2 separate regions of the Homo sapiens genome follow, and region 1 is linked to region 2. Evidence: chromatin loops called from intact Hi-C (ENCODE). Cell type or tissue: dorsolateral prefrontal cortex. All regions are shown on one strand.

Region 1 (5,000 bases), 120 kb before region 2:
CTTTTGCCCATGTGAAGCAGATGTAAATACAAGATATAAACTAGAAGAAAGTATTTGCAAGCCCAATAACTGACAAAGAACTAGTGTCTAAAATAAAGAATTCTCAAAATGCAACCAAATAAACCAACTTAGTCGGAAAATGGGAAAAAGATATGAACAGACATTTAACTGAAGAGGATATACATATACGGAAAGCAAATAATATTAAATGGTATACAACATTATTAGCCTATAGATAAAAGAAAATTAAAACTACATGAGACATCACAACATACCTATCAGAATGGCTAAAATAAAAAATAGCGACAACACCAAATGTTGGCGAGGGTTTGAAGAAACTAGATCACTCATATATTGCTTCTGAGAATGTAAAATGGTAGAGCTACTGTGGAAAACAGTTTTGTAGTTTTAAAAGCTAAACATGCAACTACCATATCACCCAGCAATTGCTCACTTTGGCGTATACCCCAGAGAAATGAAAATTTGTTTATAGCAGTTTTATACATAGTAGCCCCAAACTGGAAACCACCCAGGTATCTTTCAACAGGTTAATGGTTAAACAAACCGTGCTGCATCCAAACTTCAGAATACTACCCAGCAATAAGAAGGAACCAACTATTGATAGAAAGTAACAACCTGAATGAATCTCCAGAGAATTAGGTTGAGTGAGAAAAGAAAGTCCTTAAAAGTTATATACTGCATAATTCCATTTATCTAACATTTTTAAAATGGGAAAACTATAGAAATGGAGCACAGATTAGTGGTTGCCAGGGGTTAAGAGGAGGGGGTGAGGGCTGGAGGGAAATGAGTGTGATTATAAAAGGCAACACAAATATTTTTGTGGTGATGGAAATGTTCTGAACCTTGATTGTGTTGACATCAATATCCTGGTTGTGACATTGTGCTGTAAGTTTGCAAGATGCTACCATGGCAGATTAGATAAAGAATATATGGGATCTCTCTATATTATTTCTTACAATTACATCTTACTGTACAATCATCTCAAAATATATATATTTTTAAATCAGGTAATTGGACAGGAACTAGAATTGAGCAAGATACATTAGTTTTATTTTCTTACCTTTTCAAAGAAAAGCAAAAGCCCCAAAGCAGTGGGCAAGATGGACCAGGAGTTTGCTCCATTTTGCACAGATCCAAGAAAAAAAAAACTCACCCACTAACTTAGCATTCAGAAACCACTGCCAATGTTCTGCTATCCAATGTTGCCTATGTTGGAATTTTCTTTGCTGTTATTCCCTTCTCCCTCGTGTACCTTCTTAATCCATTAAAATTCACCATACACATATTCAAAACCAGAAGTGAGTTTGAAATAGCAGCTTGATACATCACGTATCTTTTTTTTTTTTTTTTTGAGACAAAGTCTTGCTCTGTTGCCCAGGCTGGAGTGCAATGGCTCCATCTCTGCTGACTGCAACTTCCGTCTCCAGGGTTCAAGCGATTCTCGTGCCTCAACCTCCCGCGTAGCTGGGATTACAGGCATGTGCCACCACACCCACTAATTTTTGTATTTTTTTAGTAGTGATGGGGTTTCACCATGTTGGCCAGGCTGGTCTTGAACTCCTGGCCTCAAGTGAGGCTGCCTGCCTCGGCCTCCCAAAGTGCTGGGATAACAGGTGTGAGCCATGGCACCCAGCTGATATATCCTGTATTTTTTAACTTATCTCTCATACCCTTAAGTTCACACTATCTAGGAATTTTCAAAATCTTATAAAATGTCCACATTTATTTGCATAGAAATGGAATATTTAACATTTATTTTTACAAATGGGGTCTTGCAGTGATGCCCAAGCTAGAGTACAAGAGGCTATTCACAGGCACAATCACAATGTACTGCACCCTCAACCTCCTGGGATCCAGTGATCCACCTGCCTCCGGATTGATCTCAAGTCACTGGGACTACAGGTACGTGTATGGAGTGGAATTTTATCCTTTGTGGTACTATTTTATGGATGACAAGGCAGGTGTTCTGTATTCAAAACTGGACCATACACTAAATAACGACAGAATTTTAATCGCCAACACACACAGAGGAACTTGCAAAATCCCCCTTCGCGTTTGGAAAGATCATACTGACTTTTATTCTTTAGCCATTGTGAGCACTAGGGCAGCTCCTCAGAAATGAGCAGCCATAAGCCAGCTGCTTTCTCTGGCTTATGGCTCTGCTTGTTTGTTGGTTTTGTTTTCATTGAAAAGACCAAATATCTTTGTTAGGATAAGAGTCATGACTCTTTAACAAAGCACATTCTCTGTTTCTACAAAGGTCCATTTTCCCCATCCTCTAGAAATGTCAAATCCTCTTTCTTTGACAAACAAATCCAGAATTCCAGCATCCCATGTCCAAGGCATAGCAGCAGAACCTCTATCCTAGCTAGGGAGTCCCCCCATCCTCTGGCAAAGACTGCTACTTTCATGTCTGGCCACAAAATCTACAGGAACATGAAAGATATATCAGAATGAAAAATATGTTTGTAAAAATATTTCAAATCATGCCATGCCATCGAAAGAAGATTTCATTCTTTCTTCATTGCTATGTGTTTAACCAGTGAGGCTTCTGGTCAACACAAGGTTAAAGCATCCTCCTCACAAAGAGACAGCATTACTACCTCCCCAGCTGTTCACAGCTTTTCCAAGAAGAGAACACTACTGGGGCCTGAGCCCAAGTTTTCATCTAGGGAGTTTACTAAGCTGTCTTTGGATCTCCAGAATAAGCTGTATCCTGAATTCCAAACTCCCCATGGCCACTTTGAGATATTGAATCCCTTCAGTTGTAGATCACATTCTTTAGTGTGGGAGGTCCATAGCTTTCTAGGAATAAAGCAGCTTGCAGCATTAGCAGAAGGTCACAGGCCATTAATCCTGAGGTGGAGCCTACTAGATATTAATCTTTCAGAGAGCTCTGCCTCCGCCGCCACGCACTGCCTCAATTAATGGTCTTGGGTTGGGCTCAGGGCCTTCTCTAGGGGCAGCAGAGGGGAGGCCCAGACTGCCTCCCCTCTCCTGTGCAACTTCCCCAGGGCAAGACTGCCAGGAAGCACAGAGCTGAGCACACAACAGGGAAACCAAAAACCAAATGAGCGTATCTGGCAAGTAAAGGAGGTCAGATTACACTGAATCTTGGGTTAAGTCTGGTACAACTCATTCTTCTCCTTCAGAAAGACAAACTACCAAATGACCCATATTGTATATTTAAGGACTTCAAAAAAATTATAGCTCACTGCTAAATGGATTTGGGTGGTATATATTAAGAATGGTAATGATGTTATAAACTGATGGTCATATGATTTAGGTTTCTATAAAAATAAAAGATAATCCCCAGAAAATACCTAAAATGATAGTTACAATAAAATAAAAATTCAGTTCTTTTCGTACAAATGTAGCCTAGCCCTTTCTTCTTGGAATCATCATTTATCCATCTGCTACTTTCCATGTGAATCAGAATTAAAATATTTTTTAAGATTGCCCTTTCTATTTTAGAATAGAATATTTATAGTGCTCAATGTACAAAAGTAAAATTCTTTCAAAAAATTACATGAGACAAAACTACATATATGGGAAATAACACATATATTATAGTTCTGTAAAGTGTTTCTATAATTACATTATTTTCACTTATCCTTTTATCCATTTTTAATCAGATATTTTTGAAAATAGAGTCGTAAGCATAGAATAGCTCCTCTCCTCATGTGTGCAATTAATAATGAAATGTGGGAGAATGCATGTTACGTGGCAGAATGCATGTTACGTGTCAAAGTAGCACAGAGAGAGGTTTCATTTCAGAGCCCAGGGTTCAAGTTTAGTGTTTGGGTCATAGTGGAAACTAAAGCCCTGCTTTCCATGCTTGCTGTTTTTATAGTCTGTAATTCCTTTGACCATGCAAAGAAGGAACACAGTAACATACTAAGGGTTACATGTGAAATCTAAGTAAGACTGACAGTAGCAAAAGGGCTGAAAAGACATTGGGTATCAAGGGCTACTGTGACCTTTTGCCCTGTATTGTGCTCTGTGGAAATCTTTTCAAATTATATTTTAACATTTTTGGCCAAGTCCGGAGTGAGACTCTGTCCAAAAAAAAAAAAAAAAAAAAAAAAAAAATTGCAACTTCGGCCAGGCTCAGTGGCTCACGCCTGTAATCCCAGCACTTTCAGAGGCCAAGTTGGACAGATCCCCTGAGGTTAAGAGTTCGAGACTAGCCTGGCCAATATGGAGAAACCCCGTCTCTACTAAAAATAAAAAAATTAGGCCAGGCACGGTGGCTCATGCCTGTAATCCCAGCACTTTGGGAGGCCGAGGCGGGCAGATCACGAGGTCAGGAGATCGAGACCATCCTGGCTAACACGGTGAAACCCCGTCTCTACTAAAAATATAAAAAAATTAGCGGGGTGTGGTGGCGGGCACCTGTAGTCCCAGCTACTTGGGAGGCTGAGGCAGGAGAATGGCATGAACCTGGGAGGCAGAGCTTGCAGTGAGCCGAGATGGCGCCACTGCACTCCAGCCTGGGCAACAGAGTGAGACTCCATCTCAAAAAAAAAAAAAAAAAAAAAGAGAGAGAAAAATGCTGGTAAGTGAATGGGACTTGTAGAGACCTGTGGGAATGTTAGCATAGCCTCCGTCCATAAGTTTCCTGTTTGAGCCAATGTGAAGACCCCAGGATGCTGACATAACAACAAACAGCCTTGCTCTTGGGCTCCCTGCTGTGGGGTCTGCCTTACAAAGGAATCTACTTTCAAAAGGTTTGGGGGCCACATCAGTAACTAAATTCCTTGATAGAAAAAAAATTCATGCTAAATTCCACTCAACTGGGAAATATCCCAGTGAAGTTGTGGAGCCGATACCCCAATTACACTGTCAGGGATTAAAACAACTACTGGGGAAATCAATATATTAATGGAAATAAATCCAGGTAACATATACAACTTGAAAATATTTCTTAAAGGCTTTTCCTTTAGTAATTATACTTGTTTATAGCTCTTAGTTTTGCA
Region 2 (5,000 bases):
CGAGAAAGGTGACACGTCAAGTCTGTGATGCAGTCAAGCTGGTGAATTATTTGGCGGGAAGCCATGCACAAAGACACAGAGAGAGAGAGAGTCTATTGAGTGAGAGTAGCGTTCCAATCCATCCAACAACCGTATGCTCACAGAGCATTCAAGGAAAACCACTTTGACATCTCCTCCAGGGAGTATGTTTTGAGTGGAGATACACAGGCCTGTTATAGTCTCCCAGCTTCTTCCCTGTCCTTTTCTTGGAAGTCATGAGGCACGGAAAAGAAAGGAGAGGGAGAGGGAGCTTAAGATTTACCAGCGATGGTAAAAACTCCAGTTGAATCTTAAGTCATTAGTAGAAATTCCCTTCATTTTACTCATAGAAGGTTACATTTTTAATTCATTAAAATGAATAAAAATCTAATATTTTATATGGAATGGTGTAAGCCTGCCTCCCTTAAAGAAAAAAAAGAACCCCTAGAATTTCAGTTACTGCTGCCACTGAAATACAGAAGGTGACACGAGCTCAAAGAGGGAGGCCTAATAGACGCTTCTAATAGCATGAACCAGAACATTGGTTATTTAGTCACATTTTTCTTTCCTTCTACACAGCAGAGCCTAAGGAGATATGTGTAGGAATGCCATCCCTGAGGATTCCCAGAGACACCCTGGCAGTTTCATTCCAGGCTGATTTCCTTCTGTGGAGGAGCCATAGAAGGCGCAAGGAAAACTGCACTCTCCATGGGTTTGCAATCAGGCGAATTTGTTTCTGAAGCATGGGAGCACGGCTCTACATATAGAGTCACTTATGTTTTTCTTTTACCCTCTTTCTTTGGTATGGCTAGACCAACATTTTAGTTGCTTCTGAAATGTGGTCGTTAAACTGAAAAGGCAAATGGAACATTCCAAAGAGGCAAAACTTTGTTTTTATATTGCTGGGATGGAATTGGTGGGCTTCCGTTTCCCTCCTGCTACAATCTTCTTGGAAAAATATTTCAAGGCTTTATCTATAGACATATGAGAAATAGGAGATAATTTCTTCTCTCTGCTTCCCTTTTTTTTCAATAACAAAGTAAGACAGGGCACTGCTGCCCTAATAATATGCAGAAAGCCTGGGTATGGTGGCTTATGCCTATAATCCCAACACTTTGGGAGGCCGGGGTGGGAGGATCACTTGAGACCAGGAGTTCAATACCAGCTTGGACAACATGGTGAGACCCTGACTCCACAAAAAATAAAAACATTAGCCAGGCATGGTGGTGTGCACCTGTAGTCCCAGCTACAGGAGGCTGAGGTGGGAGGATAGCTTGTGCCCAGGAGTTAGAGGCTGCAGTGAGCTATGATTGGGCAACTGCACTCCAGCCTGGGCAACAGAATGAGACCCTGTCTCAAAAAGAAAAAAAAAAAGGAAAAAAGAAAAACAAAAGAATGTGCAGAAAACTTGTCTGGCCACTGGACAGAAAGTCTGACAGGATAAAATAACCATTGAGGCCCAGGTTCAACCAGGCAAACATCCCTGAAATACCAGAACCCCAAGTAAACGCCTGTGAATTAAAGGGAAAAGGAACATACCAGGAAGACAAACAAGGTAGTAGAACGACCTCCATGGGGAAATGCATGGCCTTTAGGATGAGTCGCTGGTTACATTTATTGCCAATTGTATATGTCATGTTCAGTGAATTTTCAGGTGGCTAACATACTCCAGTACATCTGAAAATCTGTCCGTCCATACCTTGATGAACACAGGCCTGCAGTTCCCCCAACATTTCTCCAGGAATTTTGCCATTCTCCTACTTACACTTGGCATGAGGTGGGCAATGAGGAAGACTGAGGGCAAATAATTCAAGGGAAGTGGTGGGTTTATGCTTATTCAATTTCCTCGTGCCCTGTTCTTTGTATCCATTTAAAAATAATTATGAGAAAAAGCATCTTTCTTAATGGGCCTGAAAGAGTCTGGACTGTTAGTTACCTTGTTTTTTTCCAATATAAGAAGGCTGTTTATCACTTTCTAGGGCAGAATTTAAAAGAATACATGGTGAGTGACAGCTATAAGAGTGGGTGCAGTGGCTCACGCCTGTAATCCTAGCACTTTGGGAGGCTGAGGTGGGTGGATCGCGAGGTCAGGAGTTCAAGACTGGCCTGGCCAATATGGTGAAGCCCCTTCTCTACTAAAAAATACAAAAATTAACTGGGCGTGGTGGTGCATGCCCGTAGTCCCAGCTACTCGGGAGGCTGAGGCAGGAGAATCACTTAAATCAGGGAGACGGAGGTTGCAGTGAGCCAAGATCACACCACTGCACTCCAGCCTAGGCAACAGAGTGAAATTCTGTCTTAAAAAAAAAAGAAGTATTTAAAATGTTTACTGTCTAAAAGACACGGATTAAGGAGTGAAATCAGTGTATTTTGAAAAGGGAGGGTGGAAGGAAGAAGGCTCTGATTCTGCAAGTCATGTCAAAGACCCAGCTACCAAGGGGTTGAGGCAGAAGAGGTGGGGTGGGGTGGGCCTGGATCCCTGTACCTGATAAGCTTCATCTTGCAGCTTCTGTTTCAGGTATTCCTCCATCTGGAGCTCATTCTCCAGCTGCCGGACAGAGTCATTTTCATAGTTTTCATCTTCAGGCTGCACATAGGGATCTGCATCCTCCGTAACCCTGAAAATAAACCACAGATGACATGTTAGAGCAAATCTTAAAAGAGAATTACAAGCGGGATTCATGTGTGAGCTGTAGTTTCGTTGGCACCTTTATTTCCCCTTAGTTCTCCAAGTCACTTTCATGTCTTCTTTAGTAATACCTAAAAAAAACTTGGAAACATTTTGGAGGTTTGAAGCGATATATGATCAAGGTATTTTCATACACAATTTTTTTATGGCAGTTGCGATCATTGGTCATTTATCTTTTCCTAGGGTTTACTGGAATGGGTTGGCCCTTTAAATGTTCTATAATTTAAAAAATGGCAAACATCTTTTGAGGGGATACAAAGTTTTCCCAATCTGAGGGCTCTTTTTATTCTTGTTTAAAATAGAACCCAAGATCACTTTCTGTGTGGAGAGTGAGCCCTCTAGTGAAATAATGCTTAAGGACATTTGGTTATAATTTAACCTCTTTTGTGTTACACATACGCACATACATGCACATACACATATGCATGCATACCACATTCATGCCTTATTTTTATAGAATTAAGTCTTAGAATATCAGCTAGTCAATGCCAGGAGGGCTACTAACCCATAACTCTTGACCTTAGCTCTAAATCTGAAAAAAAAAAAAAAAAAAAAAAAAAGCATTTTAATTATCCAATTCCACTATCAAATAAATAGATAAAAATGACCTCATTCCCTAATGTGGGACTCTGTCTCCATCTATTCATCCTAGACTATGCAAAGCTTTTCATGGGGCTGGACATAAACTCACTACCTAAATCATAGGACTAAAAGAGTCTCAGGGTAAAACACAAGTACATGTTTAGACAATAGAAATATTAAATTATTCCCTAAAATGAAATAAGTGGTCAAGAAGAAGTTTCTAGGTTGGAACTTAAATGTCGTTGTTTGCGTTTATTTATAGCTGTACAACATGTTCTGGTTATTTTTGGAGGTTTGGGGCCAGGCTAAATGGGTCTGCCCAGGACTCTGTTAACTTTCCTTCCCTAACTCCTGAGTCACATGTTGGTAGCTGGTACTGCTACTCAGCATACCAGGGCTAGCAGATTAGGGTGGCCTCAATAGTCTTGGATTTTAGAATTAGGACAAGGAAATTCTAGCTAACTGCCATATAAATGCTTAATAATAAAAAGTCAAATAGATATGAATTTACCAGACAAAACAGATGACAACTAATTCACCATTTTGAATAACAAATCCAACAATTCTAGAATACAGAAGAAAGGACAAGAAAGCAAACTATATTAAGCAGCAGCGTACTGCCATGTTAAGTCCCATGATAATGGTTTTGTTTTGATCCTACTCTCTGCTGCTTCATAGCTGACTCTCAGACCACACCTCTTGATAATTCTCCATGATTACTGATTGTTTATTCACTGCTTGGATGGAGAGCCAAACACCAGAAAGGCCTCTGTTTAGTTTCTTCTCTGAGTCTTTAAAATGGCCAGTTTATTTTTATAGACTAGTCTGAAGTACTTTTCATATTAAGCAACATCACCCTTCTGAAGTATTTTTAGCATTCAGAAACTCCCTCCCCCAGCTTTTGGGTCAGCCTTTGCCCACATTTCCCATAACTCCATGAACCATGGTCATTTAATGGGCCACTTTCTTCATTTCTTTTGTTTTTCTCCTTTTTCTCCCAAGTTGGGCTCTGCAGCTCTGTCCCAGCTTTGCCTTTGTTTCTCAGCTTTGGTTTTCTCTGTTGACTAATTTGAGCTGATCCAGGGTCACAGAAAGTCTAGTGGGGACGTTACTGATGCTGCTGGTTTCTGACAAGCTCCAGAACTGGGTGAAAACTTTTGCAAATAAGTCTTTGGAGGGTCAGATTCATACAAATTCAACAAGTCAACCAAACTGGATTTCTTTATAATGAGATTTTATACATGTACTTATTTCAATTCCAAATACTTATGTGATGTTGTTTACACCAATTCTGGACAGAGACCTCTCCAATGTCATGGTATCCTCTAAGTGCAAATACAATAAGTTCAGAAGATAGGATGATTTATCTCCTGAACTAGTCTGTGAGTCCTAAAAGGGTGGCAGCAGTTTTTTAATACTATTTTGTATAGCACTAGCAATGTGCCTTGGGCAAGGCAGGCTCTTGATAGGCACTGGTTGGTTTAGGTTATTGATAACTCTCTGGAAATTGTAAGAGGGGAAATATTACAATGCCGAATTTAAATGTAGCACCCTTCTATATCTCTGGCAGAACAGAAAACTATGTCACCCCTTCTGAAGGTTAAAAAAACCCTAAACAATTATGCTTTTACTTTCTTATTGTCTCCTACAGATTGTTTTGTTACTGAGAAAATGCTTCCAAGCGGAAGATACTCACATGTCGCCACGCATG

What was found. Peaks named below come from ENCODE experiments on the same cell type or tissue, not always from the same donor. Only the 100,000 strongest peaks of a DNase experiment are listed, where the experiment ranks them.
Region 1: it touches region 2 in a loop (2.8-fold over the local background); 7 of 110 quality-filtered maps call a loop at or near these places.

The regions. Positions count from the first base shown.
Region 1 is chr18:34,997,886-35,002,885 of GRCh38, reverse strand. It overlaps a transcript of MAPRE2 not described here. Among named protein-coding and RNA genes, the nearest start is that of MAPRE2, 41 kb to the left of the region's middle. In dorsolateral prefrontal cortex, no CTCF peak of the experiment used is centred here; a DNase peak (open chromatin) is centred at 2,950; H3K4me3 peaks cover 1,467 bases; H3K27ac peaks cover 3,172 bases.
Region 2 is chr18:34,879,705-34,884,704 of GRCh38, reverse strand. It overlaps DTNA (dystrobrevin alpha), which reads right to left. Exons shown (of 23, transcript NM_001386795.1): 20 at 4,986-5,000; 21 at 2,504-2,636. Among named protein-coding and RNA genes, the nearest start is that of DTNA-AS1, 110 kb to the right of the region's middle. In dorsolateral prefrontal cortex, a CTCF peak has its summit at 3,041; no DNase peak of the experiment used is centred here; H3K27ac peaks cover 2,539 bases.